Regions from separate parts of the Mus musculus genome. Here regions 1 and 3 are each linked to region 2. Evidence: chromatin loops called from intact Hi-C (ENCODE). Cell type or tissue: left cerebral cortex. All regions are shown on one strand. Region 1 holds the start of Sorbs2 (sorbin and SH3 domain containing 2). Region 2 overlaps Sorbs2 (sorbin and SH3 domain containing 2). Region 3 has its middle 45 kb from the start of Tlr3.

Region 1 (8,000 bases), 120 kb after region 2:
CTTCCTCGGAAGAACTCCAATATGGTAAGGAAATAAAGTTTACAAAACTAAGTCAGCATACTGTCATAAATACTAGACGAGAAAAAGCTTACATAGCTTTTTGTGGTGTTCCTGTATAGAGTCCTTTGCATTGCAGTGAGATTAGAGATTTCACATGTCAATTCTAATAGGGACTTCTCTAAATCAGATCACTCTCAGAGATGCCGGACTAAGCAGAATTATCATGAAGTTGGACATGATCAAAGAGATATACAAGAGTAACCTTGAAAATGGAGCAATGGTGAGATACCCGAGATGGAAGGTCACTCTTGCTGTGGGGCCATATTGCTCTCTGTTGTACTTGGAGTCTGGCTTACACAGGACCAAAGCTAATTTGCACAGACATCATTCTTAATGGTGTCCCCTTGCATGCCCTTTGACAAAAGTTAGTATAAGAACAAAAGGAAACTTTTACTTTGTCTCTTAAACTGAGGTTCACTTCCCTTGGGCCTGTAATCAGTTCCTGCTACAAATGTCATAAAAGTGACTGCTTAAGGCGGTATCCTTACAGGTGACCAAGAGGAAGAACAAACCAAACCAAAAACCATGTATCTCATGCTTCTCTCTGACATTGCTACCTACCTGGGGGGTTGATGTTATTTTGGACCTGCAACCCAACTTCCTTTGTAGTTATGGATTGTTGTCTGGGCATCATAGGATATGTTTTCCACACCCTGTCCTTTGGGTAGCTTTTCTCTTTTGTATTCTTTCTCCCTGGTATTCTCATTGTTTCTTCTTAGAACTCTGTCATCTACTCAGCAATGTCTAGTAGGGGACCTCTCTCAGGTCCTTACAAAACACAGCCAGGTAATAACAGCTTATTGCCTTCTTTCTGAGGCAATTTGCATTTAAATAGGATTCAAGAGCACCATGCTGAAAGTAATGCTCTCTGCAGGTAGAAGTCTGATGTTAAATGAGAGGTGTAAGAGAATTTGGGGGCGGGGCAGAGCAGTGAGGACAGGTAAAGAGACACTACAGACCTCTCTAAAGTCTCCACTGGACTGAGTTCCTCTTCTAAAGGAGAAATTTCTATAGCCATTTTTTTTGAAATTGTAATATAATTAGACCATTTCCTCCTTTCACACTCTTCCCTCCCTCAGTCCCCTCCCATGCACCCAGCCCCATCTCTCTCAAACTCATAACCTCTTTTTTTTATACATATAGACAGATGCACAGACTCCTAAATATATAAATGTAACCTACTCACTCTGTACACTGTTTCCCATATGTATCTACATGGTCTCATAGCTGACTGCTTAGCATTGCATGAGCAATTAGGGGACTCTTCCTGGAGAAGACCACCTCTCCCACTCTAACACAGAAGGGGAAGTACAAGGGTCCTCCAAGGAAGGATCTGTTTCAGTGCCAATGAATGAATGTCAACCTGCTCCAATGTCCTCATAACAATGCCCTCATTTTATTTACAAGAACTATGTATTCTTATATGGGCTTTTTATAATTCTCATAAGCCATAAAGTCAGTCTGCTCCCCCCTCCTCTCCCCCAGGTTAACCAGGAAGTGGGACTTTCGGTTGTCAAGGCTATACCTCAAGTTTTTTCTCTTTGAATGCCTCTTAGGATGCCTTGTTCCTTTATCTCTCTAGGATCACTTCCTGCTTTTCTTTTCCATTAGCAAAAACAGACTTATGCCATCATCCCACGTACAGCATTACTCAGAGCCAAGTTCGGGATGCTGACCTCCTGGGATCCCATGTGCTACCAGATGCCAGGTCCCCTTGCCATTCATCAAAGTTGTTAGTGGACTCCTTGTGGGCAGCCAGTTAATTCTTTACTTTGCCTTCTCAAAAGCAATGCCCTTTAAAGGTAGTAAGAAATAATATTTTCCCACATAGGAAAAATAATCTTATTTTACTTTACAGCTTATTTTTAATATTACAAATTAAGAGTTTAAATCTGTACAGTTCTATCACTAGTCATATGACTATTGATTATTAAGCAATGATTTTTATAAGAAGAATGTTAGCGCTAAATACTAGCTTGACTTGATTGTCACACTTGGTAAGTAGAATCATTCACATTTGAATAGGGTAACCCAAAATGCCAAAGACTGTCATAGTAATGCAACTGATAACTTTACACAGTTAAGTATACTTAGTTCCACAGACAGTAGTGAATAACTGAATGAATAAAACGTATAAAGCGAATACATGTGAAAAAGGAATAAAAAGTAATAAAATACCACTGGGTTTGGAAATTCAGAAACTCTACCAATGCTTTAACATCTAAAAAAAGAAAAGACCTTTAAAAATTAACTCTACAAAGATGTTATCGCTTCTCCAAAAAAGGTCAGCCCTGTCCATTTGCTATGAAGACTACATTTTCCGTGTGCCATGCTCTTTTAGAGACAACTCCAAAAGCAGCATAGCATGCCAGGCATCTGTGCCCATTCTCTGCAAACACAGATCCTATTCTCTCTCGGGCCACCATTCACAACCGGCTGATACATGACTTCAGATGTCCCACAGAGGCTATCACAGAGCTTAACCAGTGAGAGCTTCCATTCAATCCACAATTTCACATCCTAGGCATCCATTATGTCCTATGTAACATATAAGATAAATAGCCATGCACGTGTAAGTACAGGAGACACCCTGCAAGTCCCCGTGTTACCTATTTCTGCTAACATACTGATGGGACAAGAGACAAAAAAAAGAGGACACACTCAGAGAAATAAACACCCCATGAAGCAACTCCGTGCCTCATCTAATGCATGTTTCTCAGGGGTCTTTTGTTACTCTGGAGCATATTGAATTATCCTTCCAATTACCTTGGCAACTAAAACAAGGGCCCCCTCACATGCTGCTGACTTTTAAATGGTTGCACTAACTCTCAGTAATAGATGATAATTAAGGCATCTTAATTATTAAGCGGGATTGAAAAGTGTTTTGTTGTTATTGTTGTTGCTAGTGGTGGTGGTGGTGGGGTGTGTGTGTGTATGTGTGTATGCCTTTTTTTTTTTTTAAATAAACCTCGCATTGCATCCTAAGCACAGAGGAATCCAATTATGAGCCAAATTCTTTCTCTACGTTTGATCAGCTGTTGTTTGGAGCTTTTTGTCTCTCAGACTGGTAGATAATTAGAGAAATTGCAACAACCTTGAAGACACGGAGTCTCATCCTTCCTGTCCTGTATTCTTAGTTATGAATGTAGCAGGATGCGAGGGTTGAAGGCAGCGTTATTAACCAGCTTACCTTGAGAACAATAGCAACATTAACAAAGAGGCTGTCCTAATAAAGGGGCTGTGCAGTCCGCTTAGGCAATGGAAAGTGTCCCTTTTATCGTGCCTAGCATAGCCTCAGCCAGAGGTTAAGCATTTTAAAGCAGGGATTAGCCAGAGAAGGAAGGAACAAAGCATTACTAGAAAGCAGAAAGTCTCCCCAGCACCAGCCTTCTCTGCTTCTTTCTTTAAAATCATAGGGGCTTAATGTAAAAGAACCAGTACCTTCAAGTGAGCACATTCCAGCACAAGGAGGGTTGTCGTGGCAGCTGCTATGCAGAATGAGTTGCTTGGGCATCTATCCCTCTCTTCTTAGATACGGGGGTGCTGCTCGCTGGCTAAGAAGCCTTTGCAACAAACGTCTATGCGTTGTTCATCCGCAACTGAAGGAGGCTAAGCAGCTGGGTTTGGTGCTGCTCGCCTGCAGGCGTTGGATCTTTAGACCCTCTTCATCTGATTGGCTGCCTCTTCGTCTCAGCGCACTCCTCTGCCTTAACCTTTGCCTACGCTCAATATTTCCCCTAGGGATACAGTCAGAGAATTGCCCATTAGGGAATCTGTGCCAGGTTAAGTTGAGCGAGTTTAAAGGACCAGTGATGTGATTCTCTATAATTGTGTCTACGCTTAATTTCCCAGTGTTCTGGGTAATCTACCTACCTGGGAGATGTGAGTATAATGTAGCAGGGGCGGTTTTATGTTTCCTCCCTGAAAACGTCACGAGGCTAACACCTGCATGGCATGCACTGAAGTGATCAGGTGGCTCTTAGTAGCACAGCTTGTCTGGATAATCAACCTTAAATCCGAACAGATGGGGATGACAGGAAATATTAAGAAGGTTATTAAAAATGCCAGGAGATGCAGTTGGATAACCGCACAGAAGTCATCTCAAGAATGTGTTATGAATCGCTTACATGAAAGGTCTTTACAATATCATTTATTTTACAAAGTACTGATATAAAAAAACATAAAAATCTACGATAAAAGAACTTAAGCCTTTATCAAGGTATCTAGAAAAAAATGTAACCAAAAAACCAACTTTACTTTCTGAAACTACTAAACCCAAGAAAAGAACCAAAAAGTATACCTTTGACAGCCTTACATATACTGGGTATGAATTGGTCAAGAGCTTCAGGTATTTAAACATAATAATCTATATGTAAATTTATATATATTACATATTTATACTATATATTATATATAGATACACATATGTGTATATATGATATACCTATGTTATATATGTGTGTTACATAAACATGCATATATATATATAAATGAACACACACATCACATAAAAGGCTTTAGAATGAAGATAGTGAATTGGCCACACACATTTAAAATTTTCTCTTTCAAAACATCACCAAACTGATCACAAAGTTTTGACTTTGAAAACCTTTATTTACAAGGTCAAAAATCACGAGAAAAATAGTAACCACATTTAGAAAAGCAGGAAGCAGATAGTCAGGTGGTTAGAAGATTAAGATTACACTCCATCTTCAACCAGCAAAGGGCAATCAAGAAGCAATGATATTTACACATTTACAGCTACCAGTGCTCCTCCTCCCCGTAAGCCTTGACTCAAGGCACATTTGAGCTGTGGACAGAGGGACGAAGGTGGGGCCACATTACAGTAAATGAAGCTCAGGTGTGGCAGCAGAGCCCTGTTATACCAGCCTCCAAGAGGCAGGCGGCTGAAGGTCCACATTTGGGGCCAGCATTGGCTGCAATAGAAGGTTCCAGGTTAGCTTGGGCTACATAATGAGAGCTTGTCTCCCCAAACAAAAAACCAAAGGCACAGACACAGACACAGACACACACACAGACACACACACACACACACACACACACACACACACACACACACACACACACCCTAAGAACAGCTGGTGGTTTGACTGTCTACTCCATAAATGAGAACACCAACGCCTTATTCTCTGCAGAGATTGAAACAGAAGGTCTCTGGACATATACTGGGTGAGAATGAATGAAGGTAGCTAACTGAATAACATTGTATGGAATGGGGAACAGAGGATGTGCATACAGCTTCTAGGGTTTTCTTTTTCACCTAGCACCAAAGAGACAGGTAGCAAGGTGTGAAGAATATTCTCTGTAAAACATGACTGCTTCAAATGATTTATTTTTTACTTTTAAAGATCAGGAGGCTGATTCTAGGGTGGTTGAGCCTGAAACATATGATATATTCCACAGGCTAGCCTTGAACTTAGCTTCCATTCTCAGCCTCCAGAGTAGCTGGGATTACAGGCATGTTACACTAGTCTGTCTCCCAAAGATAAGACTTTCAGACTTTATGTCCAGAACATCTACTACTGAATCCCATCTTAGTAAGTGCTGCACATGAATTTTCAGTGTTCCACTCGTATATACAAGGAGATCAAATATCTAATATAGAAGTAGAGAAAGGAACAAATCACAAGTAAACACTTAAATAACAATATATATGCAGATGTTATATATGTATACATATTATATATATATATATATATATATATAATATATATATATATATATTTCAGTTCAATACCATCAAAAGAACAGTTCAAATACCATCCTTGATGCCCTTTGAGAAACTACATGTATTGGTAGTTCTCGTGTGTCTTAGTCTGATCTCTATTCCTAATAATACAGTACTTTGGCAAAATAAGTTACTTCAAAAAGATAGAGATAGATTTATTATTACTCATACTGCTAATACAAAACCTCTTGGCCTTCTTGATGCTATCATCCCAAGGACATAGATGTGATTTTTTTTTAAATTACATATGGATGAAATGGCTGTTATAAAAGAGATAAAGCTATCTCAGAGGATGTGATACTGGTAATGATGTTGCACAGGATCTATGTAGAGATTTCATAGAATTAAAAGCATGAAACAAGCATGATTGGAAACTGATCCACATTTAGAAAATTCCATAATTTACTAAAACATAGAAAAGAAAAGCATTCTAAGTTATATCGAGAAAGAACAGCAAGTTCTGTGCCAAGAAAGAAATCATAATATTTTTAATGTTTTAAATTACAGCATACCAACTAAAAATTAGTTTTAGAATTCTATTTCCCTGTACATTTGTAAATGATAGTATGAAAGGTTTTAGTAATATGAAAAATGTTTCCCATTAAAACTATCTTTATGGTTTCAGCTTGCATGGTCATTTCTACAAGCCTCCTTCACCACACCAATTGAAGGCTGATTAAATTGTATGCATGAAATAAGAAGAAATGCTGGGTATGGTGGTGCCTGCCTGTATTCTGCACTACCCAGGAGGCTAAAGTGGAAAGATGTAGGTTCAAGGTTAGCACGGGATACATTGTTTCAAGGCATTCTGGGCTACAATTAAGATCCTATCATAACAGTAACAGTAACAATAACTAACAAAAACAACAAATAACCACAAGAAATACAAGAAACATGAACAGTTCTTTAATAATGGTATTGGGATATAAAGGTGGAGAAATGATCTTAAAAGCAGAATAAAATGGCAAAAAGAAAATTATAGAACATAGAAAATTAGAAATATATTCGTGGGATCCAACATAACAGGATATCAAGAGAGGCTGTAAAAACAAACAAACAAACAAAAAACAAAAAGCAAAAGGGAAGAAAATAATCACAAAATAACTCAAAGTCTGTCGTTTCATGTTTCGCTCCACTCTTGGGGTATGGGAACACACCTGCTTGGGCAGGCAAAACAGTGAACACTAGCCTGCATCTACCCTGTGCCACCTTTAAGTGCTGGGCTCAAGGGGAGTGCAGATACACGGCTCAAGGGGTGAAAAAACATAACCTTGGATGTGGAAGGCTGAAGCTGGGGTTCCCTGACTCCCAGGAATCCAGTCACTGCTAGAAACCACACAGAGGAGTTGGGAATGGAGGACAGGGTCTCTGGGACTGTGATGAGGCCAGAGCCTGGGAGTCTCAGCTGCCTGGATATCCAGATAGCACTGGAAGTTGTGGGGAAGCCAAGAACGGAGGAGGCCTGAAGGCTGAGGATGAGTCAGGGGTCAGGAGGACGGAGGACTCAGGCGTGGGTCAGTGGTGATGAGCCTGGGAACACAGAGGGAGTGTTCTGCGGGAGATTTCGCCAGCATGGCTCTGTAGACCAAAGCTTTCTCCGTGATCCCCCACTGTGGTTCTTGATGACAGAGACTCTTCCTGTTTATCCATACCATTTATTGATTGTTCATCGAAGAAAATGGCTACATACTACCTACTCAGGGTAGACCAGAGATTAAATACCTTTTGCAGGAAGTAATGTTTGGGAAGGGAAATTTATTGGGGGAACTCCTCGGGGCCTCTAGATACCTCATTTGCATGGAGAAATCTGTTCTGATCTACCTGACCATAGGTCACATTCCTATGTAGGGACTGTGGTCACATGACAGGGGCCTGGTCAGAAAGAGGTGAAGCACCTACCATCCTGTGTTCTGGGACTTCCAACCTGCTCAACCTTACCAAGTTTTCTGGCATGGTTCACTGCCCCCACAAAAATCCAATCTCTTGGGTTTCTAGAATGGAACCCTGTGATGAATGTGTATGATTGGTGATGGGAAGGCTCATGATTAAGAACTTCCAGAGAATCTTGTCTCCCGGGTCCCTCTGAGACCAGTCTATGCAGATCAGCTTGCGGATTGCAGAGGGTGAGCAAGCAGACTGCAGAAGCAACACAGCTTCTGGGTCAGGCAGAAGCTACACAGCTTCTGGGACA
Region 2 (8,000 bases):
AGTTCTCGACAGGTATAGTTTACAACAGGCATTTTTGAATGATTTATATCCCTTTGTACAACTTTCAGAAAATTATCAAATGCAGTTATCTATTATAACTCTTTACTGAAAAACACAAGGGGGCCAATCACTACACTACCAAATATTTTTATGTATAAGATATTACATAAATATAACATTTTACTTAGATATATCTCTTAAATATTCTTATATATAAAATATGTAGGTGATTCAGATGTATGGGAGATTATATTTCCTAGAATCTAATTGCTATATTTGACTTGAGATGATTAATTTGTCTTTAAAATGAATATCAAGCTTACTCTATTATTTAATTATAACATGGTATACATTAACACCAGCAGAACACAGTCAACATAAACCCTTAGAGCCCAGCACGATCATGAGGAACTTATATTTAACACATTTTCACTAGAATATTCAAATCTGGAATAGATATTAAAATGTCTAGAAATAGGAATTTAAGTATTTTCTAGTATTTTCCCTTCTAATTTGAAACAGCTGACTATTTTAAACTCTCTAATCTGAGCTACTTTATGTATAAAACATTCACACCAAACTAATGGCTACTTTTGCCTTGAACATGGGTATCTTAAGAGACAGGAAACTGTACATGAAGTTCCCTGTGTCTCATCACACCATTCTAGCAATTTCCCCGCAACAGAAAGGTAATCAGAATATTTCTTTTAAAAAGAGAATTATGCCTTTATCTGGGGAAAAAAGTAAGTCTCCATTAAAACCAGGTCTACAGCTACAGTGACACCTCTCCCTCACCTAGGAACTAACATGGGGCGGGGGGGGGGGGGGGGGAGGCGGGTCATCTGTGATTGACTGTTGACTTTGACTGTTGACTGATGAGTGAGCGCCTCACATTCGAACTAACACTGGCGGGGGGGTGGGGGGGGGGAGGCGAGGCATCTGTGATTGACTGATGAGGGAGCCGGTTACCTTCAAGGTTTATTTAGGAAAATGGAAAGAAACTTTGTTACTAGACACTGTGCTCCAATTTCTCAGTCCTGCCCACCACCCCCCCCCCCCACCGCAGGCTCAAAACCTCTTCCCTTTCTCAGCTTCCACATGAAAAGCTGTTCCTTAAGTATTTATATGTCATACATTATACTCAGCTTCCAGTGAAAAGTCCAATGAGAGCACATCCCAAATAAGAACGGTCACTTTATTATTTTTCTCCTGAAACTTTTGTCACTTTATTTAAATGAAATAATTTATGAAAATGACTAGTTAACATAAGACACCCATGTGCATAATGTACTTATGAAACTGGTGTCCCAGAGTGACACTCTCACCCCTGACAGGTTGATGCCTTAAAAAAAAAAGTTTTGAGTTTCTCTGATTCATGGCAATACTAGATCAAGGTGTATATTTACAATAACAGTGAAGCCTGACTCATTCAACGGAATGTCTGGATGCTAGGTAAGGTTCTAAATGCTGCAGAATCGGAGGTCAGGAAGACCGTGGAAAGCTGTGAGCAGAAGCAAAAGCAAGATGCTGTAGCAGACAGAAAGAGTCGAGTGGGCTGCTAGATGTGGTAAGGACCTGTAGGGGAAGCATCCTTGCTGGGTTCTGGAGGGTCCACCAAAAGTGGCTGCTTGAAGAGCTAAAGGGAAAGCTACAGTAGAGGGTGTTTGTTTCGTCATGTGTTTTGGAAATTATAAGATATTTTAACTTTGCCAAGAGGAGAGTTGGAGATGGCAGAAATTTAACTAAAACTAAGCAAAAACCAGCAAGCAAAGTGTGGAGACATGAGGACTCGCTGAACTTCTCCGTTCTTAAGAGCTGTTGAACTAACAGCTGTTGGTGTGCTGCACAGAATGGGTTTGGAGTGCTGGTCTACCATGACTGACACCTTACAGGGTTAGCAACATGGGGAAATAGAGCTGGAGCCTGTGTGTCTTTCTGTGAGCTCACATGCTCCTGTCCCACAAAAAGATACTACACAGGCAGCAAGGCACACCCCTCAGGTGTTGCTGTAGGTATTCCCACAGCCTGTTCTAAAGGTTACCCCAGGAGAAATTAGAAAAGTATGATTTTCTTGCCTTGGGTGTGTCTGATGATTCCTTTGGCGGTATCATAAAAAAAAAAAAAGAACGGAACAGAAAGGGGCTCTTGTCAGTGTCCATTTTGTTCTCCCTGAATGATCTACATGGCTGAGAGATTTTTTACACAGAATTTGACTTAACAGCATCTGTTCGGTTACTTTGCCTTGAGAGCTAAACTCAGTATAGTCCCATCATTTCAGCCTTTTATCCCATAGAACCTTTTACACCCAGCCAGCGCCATGCCCCCAGGCTTCCTTATCCAGCATGCATTCACGTATCTCTGCATTGAGGATTCTTAGTCTAAATCTTTATATCCTGGATACTGATGACAAAAAGAAAATTATAAAACATCCCCTCCTTATTTATGCTTTATGGCTTGCTACTCTGAGGGTACGCTAACATAGGAAACAGGTGATTTGTGTCCACATATATCAATGGAGACATCACAATTACCGTTATTGGGAGACTCCTTATCCAATCTATATTTAGCCACAAAAGACAGGAAATAATAAATTACTTCTTGGAAAAAGACCTTGATAACTATTTATTTGAAACCTCGTGGCAAACTCCATCTTTTGCTGATAGAGTTGTTATCAGAAGTTTTCAGCCAATAATTTTTTACTATTTTCAACAGCGTTGTGACTAATTCAACATTCCTGGTATACCGGCGGTAGAACTGACTTAGAAAAGGCTGAAATGGTGCTAAGGCAGAATTCACTCATTCCTTGACCCGTTCCTCTCCAGGGTGTTTCATTTGGCTGACCAATTTCAGTCCCCAGTACCAGCTTGTTCCTAAGTGACTATAAAGCACAGCAATGCTCACAGAGGGGCCATCCCCCATTCAATGCAAACTCCGTGTCACTTTCAGCCAGTGGCCAGCCGCTGACATCGCTCCCATTATTAGTGTGTGCATCTGTATGGAAGTATGGAAGTATGTGATATTTTCTCTTTCACCGTCCTATGAAATCTATCTACTTGTGAAGAAAAAGAAGCAAGAAAACAAATTTTCCTGCCACATCTTATAGAGGCACTTGAGTCCAACACCAAGACTTCATCTCTTTTCTTTCCCTACATTCTGAGCTTAGGGAGTACAATGGGGGTGTTGTGCTCTGGGGTAGCCTGGCATGCAGGATATTGGGAGAGGAGGTGTGAGCAACTTGCAATACCTACAGTGTTTGCTCTATAACTGCCGGGGACTAAATCAAACAGCACACCGGGCTATTCCGTCCAGAATAAGCAAGTACAAAATCCACCGGCTGTTATGACCTATATAGGGAACAGAATTCCCTCCTTTAAAGGTGTGCATAGGTGTAAAGATTTAAAACATTTATGAGGATTAAAAACAAATGTTCCCCAGCTTGCCTTCTGCGGGTTTGCTGTGTAGTTCTTTTAACGTGTCAAAGGGCAAGTCACAAAAGAATCCATTGTTCTGGCGGAGAGAAAGGTTATTATTGGCTATCAGGTCTGTCCAGAAAGACAAGCCATGATAGTTTGTTAAAACAGTAAATATTTATTTTAAATCCTAACCCAAAACAGCAGAGCTTTTTTCCCCCTTTATCGTACAATTTCTGGAACCTCAACTCACCGAGTTAACTCTGTATCTGAACCACTAATTTGTGGAAGTAGTGTGTGTGTGTGTGTGTGTGTGTGTGTGTGTGTGTGTGTGTGTTCCTCCTTAATTTCAGATCATAGCAATCAATGTAAAATTTTTTTCAGGTTAACTTTTGCTTCCATTCATTCATTTATTTTTTTATGCTGAGCTTTCAAAAGAGGGGGAAAAGCTTACCTCCGTCAGTCAAGTGGGATGCCCGGAACCCCTTTCTCAGCTGCAGCTTCAGCGTGTAGGAGCAGATGCTCTGTGAGCCAACCAGTCTGTTAACAGGAAGCAGGTGAACACTAGAGCGTCCGCCTGCGTTCCAGCCCAGTGCCCATCCGAGCACACACCTGCTTTCCCAGACCTGCAGCTCATAAGCAACAGCCTGGCACAGAATCTGTGCTGGCAGAGGGCGACCCCTCCCTTTAGAACCCCGAGTTCTCTCAGCTGGGGAGCTGCAGAGATAGCCGTGCAGGGCAGGCTTGCTTTCCCGAGACAAAACCCTTTCCTGCTGCCCGCGAGCGGATACGCAGCATTATCACCCCGCAGTCCCCGTTCTCCAATCAGCTAATTGCAACACCAGTCAACAGCTTGTCGCAGGGCCAGCTTGCGGGCACACGTGGCTGCAATAACTGTGCACTAGCATGCCCATTGTGGCTCTCCAAAGATTTTTCTCTTTTTAAATGCTTCTTCCACAGCTAAGCTCTATGCCACACTGCTTTCCATAAGTAAAATGGCTGGTCCTCTCAGCGCGGCTGCAGAGAGCTCATTGGGTTCCACTGGCTTTTCGTAGCCATAGCAACAGCCAACAGACAGACTTAGCAAGCATGGCTGATCATGTGCAGCACACGACACAGTTTGTTAATTTCTTTCTTTCTTTTTAAATCAAACTCATCATTTTTTCGAAGGAGGGCAGCTTCTGTTACCTTTTTAAATGTTTCACCTAGAGCGCAAGCGCCCTGGGTCTTCACCCCGCCCCACCTGCTTTTCTAGGGAACTTTTGTCTTGTCAGTGTTACACTGTGAGATCAAGGAAGCAAAGCTGTATTCTTCTCTATCCAGGTTAATAATATGCATATCGCCAGAGAGGCACTAATTGGAACCATGGGTGAAACCAGGTTCGACCTTAGAAGGAGCTGGAAGAAGATTGGTAAATGGAGACAGCTGTTTGTTGTTGTTTCTTGCTTGTTTTTATTTTCTGTTTTTTTTTTCTCCTAATGACAATCTTATAGCCAACTTAATTCAAAGAAAGCCCTGTGACTTGTGTGTTATATGTGGTCAAAATAATAAATAGTCTAGTCAGATGAGATAATTTAGTAATTCTGAATGATCCATTTATCTATAGAATGTGTTTAATATTTTTATACATCACATAGTTTAAAGTAGAGCTTTTAAAAGTTCTATTGTAGTTTCCATCGAAAATTCCCTTTAATGCAATTTATACTTTAGTTTTATTTTTTAAAATACTTAAATAAAAAAATCAAATGAAGGATCCCTTGAGAACATAATCATTCCCTTCAAGGCCAGAGCATCTTGATATGCATTCCACTCTCTCTCAAAAGCCTACCTCCTCGGGGACTCTTCCACGGTTAATGTCATTAACAATTTAAATCTCTAGCAGCCCCCCCCCCCCCGCCTTTAAGTATTGTCTCCAGTCATATTCGATTTGATGTATTTTCAAAGCAGTGTCTTACTTAGCTCTGCTTCCAGCAATCTGTTTGAAATGGTGTGTTAACACTTTGGACTTGCAAATAGACCAGTTTTGTTTGCTAGGAGACATTGGTTTATATTTTGTGAGGATTGCATCTTTCCTGCCCAAGCTAACATTCCTGACTTCTGTCGTCATTCCCAGGGTCAATATGACAGGAATTCTGTGGGGGGTAGATTTAGGGAAACCTGTTTCCTCTCCTTGTCCAAGCAGATTCATCTTTGACCCACACAGGATCGGTATGTCCAGTAAGGATTGAGTCGACCCTTCCTGCTTGGCTAGAGTCCCACACTTTAGATGGTCACTGGAGTCATCCTCTGTTAAGTCACCGAGTTTTGCTAGTTCTGAACTAGCCAGGACAATTTCTTAAGAATGTCTGCTCTTCAGTCCCCAAGGTCCACACCTTGAGTGGCATAAAGGCTTCCTGGACTCCTGGATGCTTCTATTTCCTGAAAGGTTCTTTCCTGAGCCCTCATCCAGCACCTTTAACCTCGGATCCCAGCTGCCTCTCTATCCTTCAGAGTCATGCTCAAATAGACCACGCACCAGTGGTACTCTCACACAGAGCTCATCTCTGTGCCCCCACTGTGCAGGGGATGTCTCTGTTGACTGGACATCTCTTGTGCCTTTTCACTCATTAACAGACTTTCTCTGCCACTGCTTGAAGGCCAATCTGGCCCATACATTATTGCCTTCTATACTTGAACGCTGTAGCTTCTCAATACACACATTTTCTTGAATGTAAGATGAGAATCTAACTGTGTTGCCTAGGCTGGACCTCAGCTTCTGAACTCAAGGAATTCTCCTGCTTCAGCTTATTGAATAGCTGTGACTACAGGTATAAGCCACTATGTGTGGCTTCCCTAATATCAAATGATGTCCTACAGTACTGTAAGATTTCATGTGCATTCCTCATTTTATCTCATCTTCAAACATCATACATTTATGGATGCAATCACTTCAGGAAAACCGACATGATTCTAATTAAATGTTGATACTTTATAAAAGTAAAACAAATATTCTAAGGTTATTTTGGATTTTTGTATGACTTTTTTCATGTTATGTCTGAAAACAACTTTATTCTACTTAAATGAATTGCTTAGTTGGGTATGGAAACCGTTAGTCTTTTTCTTTTGGACTACAAAGGGTCTCCTTTCTTTATCATGCACCTCCTACTCCATTACACCATTAACAGTTCTTTCTCTAAAGAGGAGAACCTGAACCCCACCCCCCCCCATGTTTCATAGGACTAGAAAGCTGGTAGGAACTGAAACCAATCCTTTGCCAGTTTGTGACCCCATATTCATCTTTATTGATGGTTAAAGAGTTGTCCCTTGTTAACTAATGGAGAATGGTTCCAGGGCAACCTTCTCTCATCGAGGATAACATAGTCATCAGAGGTTCAAGTCTTTTTGTATAAAACGATGTGTTGCCATACAGATCACATCTAATTCAATGTAAACACTATGCATGTTGTGTCATATTACTTAGAAAATAGTGTTAAGAAGTCTAGATGCACACATGTTTATGAGGCAGGTCTCATTAGTCTCCAGTGACCTTGAGTTTTGTGGTGGTTTGAATAGGTCTCCCTATTCAATAGGTTTGAATGGCTCCTATAGAATCATGTGTTTAAATGCTTAGCTCATAGGGATTGGCACTATTAGGAGGTGTGGCCACATTGACGTGGGTGTGGCCTAGTTGGAGGAAGTATGTCACTGTGGGGTTGGGCTTTGAATGCTCAAGCTACATCCAGTGTGGGACAAAGTCTCCTGCTGCTTATAGATCAAGATGTAGAACTCTCAGCTCCTTTTCTAGCACCATGTCTGCCTGCAGTGCTGCCAAGCTTCCTGCTGAGATGATAGTGGACTAAACCTGTGAAACTGTAAGGCAGCCCCAGTGAAATGTTTTTCTTTATAAGAGTTGCTGTGGTCATGGTGTCTCTTCACAGCAATGAAACCCTATCCAAGACAAAGTTGCTACCTGGTTGAGGCTAAATTTGGATTCTTGATCCTCCTGCCTCTGCCTCTTAAATCCTAGTGTTATAGTTGTATCCTACTATGTATCACACCACATGGAAGCATTTGTGAATACTTTTTTATAGGTGATAGGCTGAATCTGCTAATGTTGAACCCAAGGTTGCAGAGGGCTTGCTAAGTGCAGCTCTGTATAAGGACTTGGGTCCTAACTGGCTTTTCCTTTATATCAAAACCCCACTCTTCAAACTTTGTCTGGCATGGCTTATCAATCTCTCTCTTGTCCTATGAGTCCATTCTAATTCAAATATCTAACTCCTATTCTTCTCGTGCAGGTGTTCATTTATGCATTGCTATGGACAGGCTTCTAAGAGGCAAATCTGGCCTTTTAGCTCATCTTTCACGGTGAGATGAGATGTCTTCTACATTGCTAGTGCCTTGGACCTGGCAGGCCCTTGCTTTGGTCTCATTAGTCAGGATGCTTGGTATCATCTTGTTTTCAAATTTTAGCCAGGGTAGTAGCTGTGAAATCATCATTTATTACTGTCTTATTATCTCTCTAGTCATTAACAAAATTGAACATCTCTTCATTTGGAGGTCTTTTACGTCACCACCTCTGTCGAATTCTTACTGACAGTTTTGCATGTT
Region 3 (8,000 bases), 170 kb after region 2:
ACTTTAAGGCAAGACCAGAATGAAAGAGTCAGACAAGCTGAGTCCACACTGAGAGCTCTAAGACACGTTTGTCCACATTGGGCCTTCTGACCACAGAGCATCTCCAGGTTGATGTTAATAAGACTCCGAGGTTGTAACTTCAGTGTGAATCAATCACACTCAACCATGTGCCATTAAGGAAAGATGTCTGTTTACAACTTTAAAGGCCCTGTGTCTGCTCATGCATGCGTGAGTGTGTGTGTGTGTGTGTGTGTGTGTGTGTGTGTGTGTGTGTGTGTGCGTGCATGTGCAAGTGTAAGCAGATAGAAGCATGCCACAGTGCACCTGTGAAGGTCCTCACTTCTGGCATCATCTGAAGTTGGGTCTCTTGTTATTTCTCTGCCAGACTAGCTGCCCTTCAAGTTTCCCTAGGCAGTCTTGTCTCCCCTCCATCTCTCCTTGGGAGTGTCGGAATTGCAGATCTTCCTACCGCACTTGCCTGCCACCAGTGTCTGCCTGGTGTCTGGAGCTTCTGATCTGATGCTCAGGCTTGCATTAGCACACTCATTTCCCCTACATGGCAATCTCTCGGCCTTTAAATCATTTTCTTTTTATTATAGTGGAGTGATTTTAAAGGACTCTCTGGTGACCCTACCTTATATTAACCAAGCATTTGCCTGTAAACTGTGTCCTATTATTTGGGGTATAATTCATCCTGAGAGACACAATAGGTATTACGCGGCATCTAGTTCTTGGAGGTGTCAGAGTAACAAATAGCTAGATATCTCCTCTCTTCCTCCTCTTCCTCCTCTTTCCTCCTCCTCCCCCCTCTTCCTCCTCCTCCTCCTCCTTCTCCTCCCTCCTCCTCTTCTTTCCTCTTCCTCCCTCCTTTTCCTCCTCTTCCTCCTCCTCCTTCTCTTCCCTCCTCTTTCCCCCTCCTCTTCATCCCCCTCCTCTTTCTCCTCCTCCTCTTCCTCCTTCTCCTCCATCCTCTTTTCCCCTCCTCTTCTTCCTCCACCTCTTCCTCCTTCTCCTCCCTCCTCTTTTCCCCTCCTCCTCTTCTTCCTCATCTTCATTTCTCCTCTTCCTCCTCCACCTCCTCTTCTTCCTCATCTTCATTTCTCCTCTTCCTCCTCCTCCTCCTTCTTCAGTGTGTGTCCATCCCCATATCTGAGTACATTATCACTAGTATGCACCATCATCACACTCTAGTCCACTAGAGATCACTATTGCCACTCCCAAGATTCACCTTCATTACCTTGGGCTAATGGAGCCTCAGACAGGCAGTGCAGGGAACTGCATGATTTGCCATTTTGGCCCCATCCTGTTCTCTCTTGTCTTCCCCTAGATTAGTTATTTCTATCTTTCTCAATGTTTAATTTGTAATAGTTCTACTAGTTGGATGTTAGAATTTTTCCCATAGACATTTATTCTATGTCTATGAATGTCTAGTAGCATTTTGTGTGAGTCTTTGTCTGTGTGTATATATTTGTGTATACATGTGTATGTGTATATATGTATACATATGTTTGTGTGCTGAATTATACATGTACATGTGTGTGCATGAGTACGTGTGTGTATGAGTATGCATGTGTGCTTATGTGTGTGGTGTGTGTGTGTATGAGTTTGCACGTGTGCTTATGTGTGGTGTGTGTGTGGGTGTGTGTGTGTGTGTGTGTGTGTGTGTGTGTGTATTTGGGGCAGCATGGCTTTCTGTTTGAGACATCACCTAAAACGTAGCCTAAGTCATTACCGAGGAGCAGGTGATGAAAGGTGGGGAATAGACTAGAGATTGCAGTTTTCACGTTACATACTTTTCACATTATATACTTATGTTGTGGTTTTGTATTTTTATTTGGTACACTTAATTTATTGTGTTGACAATTTTAAAAGGCAGCTTGTAAAGACTTAGCAGTGTAAGGCACGGATGAAATGATGGTGGATTCAGCCATGCTTACACCATTGGTTCATTAGCCACACAGACTTAATCTCCTAGAATCTCATTTGTCACATCTTTAATGACAATCTCTATCTCAAACCCTTTCTATTTGTAATAGAGAGATACAGTTTTGCCCGTAGACATAGTCACCCAAAGCTAATCTCTCAGGCCTATTAAACCAGATAACAATAGGTGAGGCTGGAAACGCAGCTCCTGGGACTCTCTCCCTGAGACCCACCTCATTACCGTGCACTCTCTCTTCTTTATCTTTACAGTACAGAAAGCTAACTCAGCCTAATCGCTTCAGCTCAGTTCTCACCACTGATATTCCATACCACCGTAGGAAAGGTTCTAAAAACCAAATGCTAACTTCTTTTCCTCCCCACAAATCCCTAAACACATGCTTTTTCCTTATCTAGGTATAAAAAGAAAAGAACAAAACAATACCCAACTGTCTTTTAAAAGATAATCCACTTCTCACAGTCAGCAAAGGCAGGGAACATGTCACATGTGGACATCTGTAAGGAGAAGCACTGCTGAGCCCGGAGGCGAGGGGAACAAGGGAACCTGGGTTAGGGGCTCTGCTGCTGTGCTAAGGCAGGGCAAGCAGGCTTGCACTGGATGGTTGAGGTCCTTTCACCAAGCTCTACCTTGTTCTTTGTTTGGAAGTTGGTCTTAGCGTGATATTATAGTAGGAGGGTAGGAGCTGAACTTAGATCGTCTCATTTGTCCTGGGATCTTCTTCTGTTAGGAGCTCTGTGTTGTCTCCAGGTCCTTGCTGACATAAGGTGAGCAGTCACCGACAGTCGGCAAAGGCCCCAGATTTCAAAGCACAAGGATAGAAAATAAAAACATGTGGCATTGTACAAACACGCTTTGTTGTCAAATGTGTAGTAACATAGGTAGTTCCTATGGGCTGGCCCCATCTATAAATTAAAAGAAAATGTTAGGAAGAATTAATATTACAAAGCACTGTCTCTCTAAACAACCTGGGCTTTGTGAGTGGTGACTGTCACGTTACCTATTCCTACTGAAGTCCTCATAGCACGCTCTTGGAACTATAGACATGTTCTCAGCTTGGCACCACAGAAGACAATGCTGTGGGGCAGATGGTTTTGAAATCTTCAACTAACCATCCTTAAGCTCAGCTTCCCAGAGTCTCCTGTGACTCAGCTTCTAGGGGTCTTCATATCAAAGAATTCTTGGCTCGTTGTGCAGCCCAGAAAAATCTCATTTGTACAATTTCTGTAGATTTTTTAAAAATTATTATTTTTATTAGGTATTTTCTTCATTTACATTTCCAATGCTATCCCAAAAGTCTCCCATACCCCCCCCCACTCCCCTACCCACCCACTCCCACTTCTTGGCCCTGGCTTTCCCCTGTACTGAGGCATATAAAGTTTGCAAGACCAATGGGCCTCTCTTCCCAATGATGGCCGACTAGGCCATCTTCTGCTACATATGCAGCTAGAGACACGAGCTCCAGGGGGTACTGGTTAGTTCATATTGTTCCACCTATAGGGTTGTAGACCCTTTTAGCTCCTTGGGTACTTTCTCTAGCTCCTCCATTGGGAGCCCAGTGACCCATCCAATAGCTGACTGTGAGGATCCATTTCTGTGTTTGCTAGGCCCCGGCATAGTCTCACAAGAGACAGCTACATCTGGGTCCTTTCAATAAAATCTTGCTAGTGGATGCAATGGTGTCAGCGTTTGGAGGCTGATTATGGGATGGATCCCCGGGTATGGCAGCCTCTAGATGGTCCATCCTTTCGTCTCAGCTCCAAACTTTGTCTCTGTGACTCCTTCCATGGGTGTTTTGTTCCCAATTCTAAGAAGGGGTAAAGTGTCCATACTTTGGTCTTCGTTCTTGAGTTTCATGTGTTTTGCAAATTGTATCTTATATCTTGGGTATTCTAAGTTTCTGGGCTAATATCCACTATCAGAGCTGTGATGTTACTGCAGGCTTTCATGGTTCCCTCCATTAGTGACCTTTAACTTTTGTTCTCTGAACAGCTTTGGTTGCTCACGTTAACAAGTTGGTTTTGTTGTTTGTTTTTTATTCTGCCCAGGCTTGGGAAAATTCTCTGTTAAATACTTTTTTTTTTTTAATTCATTCAAAATAGGTTTACCACATGTTGATCATGTGCTGGGCACTTTGGGAAGCAATGAGATATGGTCGAGGACAAAATAGACAGAAACTCCCTTGTGAATCGCATTCCTTAGCAAGGGACTGGCAATAGACACCATAAAAATACATCATGTGTCAGACAGTGTGAGCGAGGTAGAGCTACTCAGATGCAACCGCCCCAGCCTGCGGATTTAAATAAAGCTTAAGGAAAGGTCTTTGTGTAGGTGACATGTTAGGTAAGACTGGAGGACACTGCAGAAAGGAGGGTTGGATGCCGGAAGCTAGCAGAGGCCGGAAGCTAGCAGAGGCTGTGAGAAAAACCAAAAGTGATCACTGAGATCTGGGGCGCTGGAAATGGAGAGCAAGGAGATGGTCACCCACAGAGATGAGAAGAAAGGAAACAAAAGGAAAGATGGACACCCTACCCCCCAGGAGACTCAGTAGTCTCCTCAGGGAGAGATGATCCACACTATTTTATCATGCCGATGGGTAAATTCCTGTCTTAAGGTACTCATTGCGATGGACCAACCCCTGCCAGAGTGCATAGTATGGTCACAGATAGGTACCGAGAGCTCAACACATAGGAAGAGACTTAAGGGACTAGAACAGGGTGTTGAAGATACTCTCCTTTTCTCCGCTACTCAGCGTGGGGGTGATGTTCTGTTGGCAATGTGACTGGCAGCCGTGGTGCATGGGCACAGCCCTGGCATTCCAGGTCTACTACTTGTACCCTGCATTGTAGGCTTCCTATGGTTTCCTGTTAGAACTCTTGGCTGTACATCCAGAGAACAACAATGCCCTCTTGTGGTCAATGGGCAGAACTGGAATTTATTTTAATATTCTCTCAGCACCCTGTGGGTAATCTGAGGACTTTGTGAACAGCAATCTGCTGCTCGCTCGCCAACGGGAAGGAAATGATTGGCAGAATTCACTGGGTAAAATCCAGACCCCAATAATCCTGGTTTTGTCTAACTTATCTGGGTGGTTACAGCCCCAGAGTCCAACTCAGCCTTCGGGGCAGTAGATCACACATTTATCTCATTCATAGTGCAACATTCTTCCGGTTAGATTCAAGATACTTCAATCCCTACTGAATCTTCGAGTGATCTTTTATCGGTTAACTCTGCAAACAATCCCCCCTTGTCAGCCTCACAGATGAGAGTCCAGCGCCTTTATACAAAGTGGAAAAGCATAAAATTCTAAATAAACATGTTACCAGTGAGGAAAAAGGATACTTCTCAGTTGTCACTTAGAACGCCTCTTTGAAATTCTGTTTTAGGATTTGCCCCAGACATTCAATGTCTATACTTGAAATTTGTATTATGTCCCATTATGCTAAAGTTGCATTGCATAATGTCTAATTTTGAAATTATATTCTAGGAAAATTACATTCAAATTATATTATATAATAGTACAGACAATTTACATTAAAATTGTATTTATAGTGTAGGTAAATTATATTAAAATATATACAATAAAATATACAATTGTCATATAGCTAAATTATACTGTTATGTTATATTATACATAGTGTGTGTGTGTGTGTGTGTGCGCGTGTGAGTGTGTGTGTGCGTGTGAGTGAGTGTGTCCCTGCCTTCATTATAGGCCTACTACTAAAAGTCTCATTGTAAAGAAAACACATGGTTTTTGGCTTTTGGGAAAATGCATGCTTTTATTTTTATGATTCTTCAAAAACTGTGTAACCCATATTTGCAGAACACCCCTGTGGTATAGCTGGCTGCCTTTGCACAATCATTATCACAAAGATGAGTGTGCTACACAGGGATAACATTGCACAGTGGAATATTTCAGCCCTTGTACAAAGGGGAAATTTCCCAGAATATACGACCATCCACGTGCTTTAAATCACTTTTGAGGCACTAAATCTCAAAGGAGACATCATGAATGACTACTGAGAAGGTCACCTCTTCACTGTATGAGGAAGAGAAGGGCTGTTGTACTTGGATTCAAACCGTATAATATGGTGAGTATGGTTTTGACAGAATATGAGAACTAAGAGACAAACCAACAGAAAATACCTTCTATGAGATAGGAGTACAGGATATGGAGGGCTGCTTGTATTAAGAAAAATACATACTTAATTTAGACATTGTTGTTTTTTATAGATGTTTAATCTATAAATAGATATTGGATATATAAGTATATGGAGATGTTTAACATCTCCTTTGACAAATCTTGACAACTGTTTTAACTTCTTAATTCTGTGAGAATTCAGAATAATAGAAAAATGGATGCTGGGACAACCCAGAATACGCTGGCTGCTTAATTAGCGTGTGTAATGAACATACTTCAGGGCTCAGGACACCCACCCTTACTCTGTCTGACCTTTAAATACTGGGGATATGTTGGCACATGCAGACGGAGCTGTGGGGCTTTCTTCCAGTCTCTCCATCATCCCCTTCTGCTTCCTTCCTTCTTCCCTTCCCCATCCTTATTTCCTCTTTTCTCCCTCCTCCCACTTTCTCTAGTTCCTTATTCTCACCCCAGTCCGCCTTTTCATGTTCTCTTTACTCTTTTTTTTTTTTTTTTTTTTTTTGAGATCTCATCTTGCTAGAGAGCCCAGGCTAGCCTTAAACTTCCATGCAGCCTAGGTTAGCCTTGAAATCACAATCCTCCTGCTTCGGCCTCCCAAGTACTAAGATTTTAAGCGTGTTACCATACCTGATTCTGTGAAATTTCCTACATTTTTTCCCTTCCTCTTCTTATAGTCTGATCTTTGTCTCCATCAATTTGTTTTTAAAAGTAAGCAGTTAAAGAAAAGGAAACACTTTCTCTTTATTTTTAGTTTTTTAAAATTGCATTATGCTACCAATCATCTGATGAGATGCTGTCTAAACTCAGGCTGCTGCAGATTCACCTCTGAGCGTCAGGACCAATTTTTGACCCATGTCTCATGTTCCTCTGGGCATCTGGCTGTAGCAAGCCCCTGTTTGGGCTTTGCTATTCTGGGCCTGGCATTGACGCATCTTACTGTCTGGACTCCACTTAAGAGACCGAAATAGGAGAGCCTTGGTACTGCTTAGTCACTGCTCTTTTCAAACTAAAACTGACACACACACTCCAAGGAACTAAAAGATATCTGAGTGTTTGGGAAGCAATGCAGACTAGTTAAGGCTAAGTATAAACAGGAAAATTATAAAGCACAGCATCTAAGGTTGTTAGAGTTTCTTGTTACTGCGCACACCCAGAAGCTGATAACTTGGGGCAGAATAATGTCACTTGGGGAACTTGGGCTCAAAGGAGACGATGGCTGAGACCACTCTGGCCTCCTAGACCTAAGCAAGGGATAACATACCACCTTTTCTGTAAGAAAAGTTTTTATTAAAATTCCAAGTATGTGCCAGTTGGTTGTTTGTCAAGTTGAAAGGAACTAGAGTAATGTGGAAAAGAAAACTACCACTGAGGAATGGCCTCCATAAGACTGGTATGTAGACAAGATTGTGGGTAATGTCGATTAATGATGATATAAGAAGATCCAGACCATTTTAGGTGGTGGCAATCCTGGGTAGGCAATCCTGGAGTTGGATAAGAAAGCAGGCACGCATGCCAGGCAAAGCAAGCTAAAAAACAGAATTCCTCCATGGCCTTTGCTTTAAGTTTCTACCTCCAGGTTCCTGCTTGAGTACCTGCCCCAAGTTCCCTTTGTACTGGACTGTAGGGCAGCAGTTCTCAACCTGTGGGTTTCAATCATGGGAAAACGAGTTTCTGATGTTTTTAGGAATGGAGACACTGCTCAGTTACAACATTTCAGTCCTCAAGTAGCAACAAAAATAAATTTATGGTTGAGGGTTCCTCAGACCATTGGAAATCTGTGTTTTTCAATGGTCACACCCCACAGGCTGAGAAACACTGCTCTGGGATGTAACATGAAAGAAAACACCTCCTCTCCAAGTTCCTGTCGATCACGATGCTATCACAGCAAGAGAAAGGCAG

Evidence for each region. Peaks named below come from ENCODE experiments on the same cell type or tissue, not always from the same donor. Only the 100,000 strongest peaks of a DNase experiment are listed, where the experiment ranks them.
Region 1: it touches region 2 in a loop (2.3-fold over the local background); 3 of 42 quality-filtered maps call a loop at or near these places.
Region 3: it touches region 2 in a loop (5-fold over the local background); 4 of 42 quality-filtered maps call a loop at or near these places.

What each region holds. Positions count from the first base shown.
Region 1 is chr8:45,503,459-45,511,458 of GRCm38, reverse strand. Sorbs2 (sorbin and SH3 domain containing 2) reads right to left here and starts at 3,671. Exons shown (of 24, transcript NM_001205219.1): 1 at 3,502-3,671. In left cerebral cortex, a CTCF peak has its summit at 3,772; DNase peaks (open chromatin) are centred at 2,566 and 3,638; H3K4me3 peaks cover 2,390 bases; H3K27ac peaks cover 1,448 bases.
Region 2 is chr8:45,624,137-45,632,136 of GRCm38, reverse strand. The region is part of intron 1 of Sorbs2 (sorbin and SH3 domain containing 2); the gene reads right to left. Among named protein-coding and RNA genes, the nearest start is that of Gm51529, 14 kb to the left of the region's middle. In left cerebral cortex, no CTCF peak of the experiment used is centred here; DNase peaks (open chromatin) are centred at 2,942, 3,249, 3,973 and 4,418; H3K4me3 peaks cover 4,152 bases; H3K27ac peaks cover 3,090 bases.
Region 3 is chr8:45,451,349-45,459,348 of GRCm38, reverse strand. No RefSeq gene overlaps it. Among named protein-coding and RNA genes, the nearest start is that of Tlr3, 45 kb to the right of the region's middle. In left cerebral cortex, CTCF peaks have their summits at 1,244 and 4,849 (motif pointing left); DNase peaks (open chromatin) are centred at 4,286, 4,826, 6,509 and 7,040.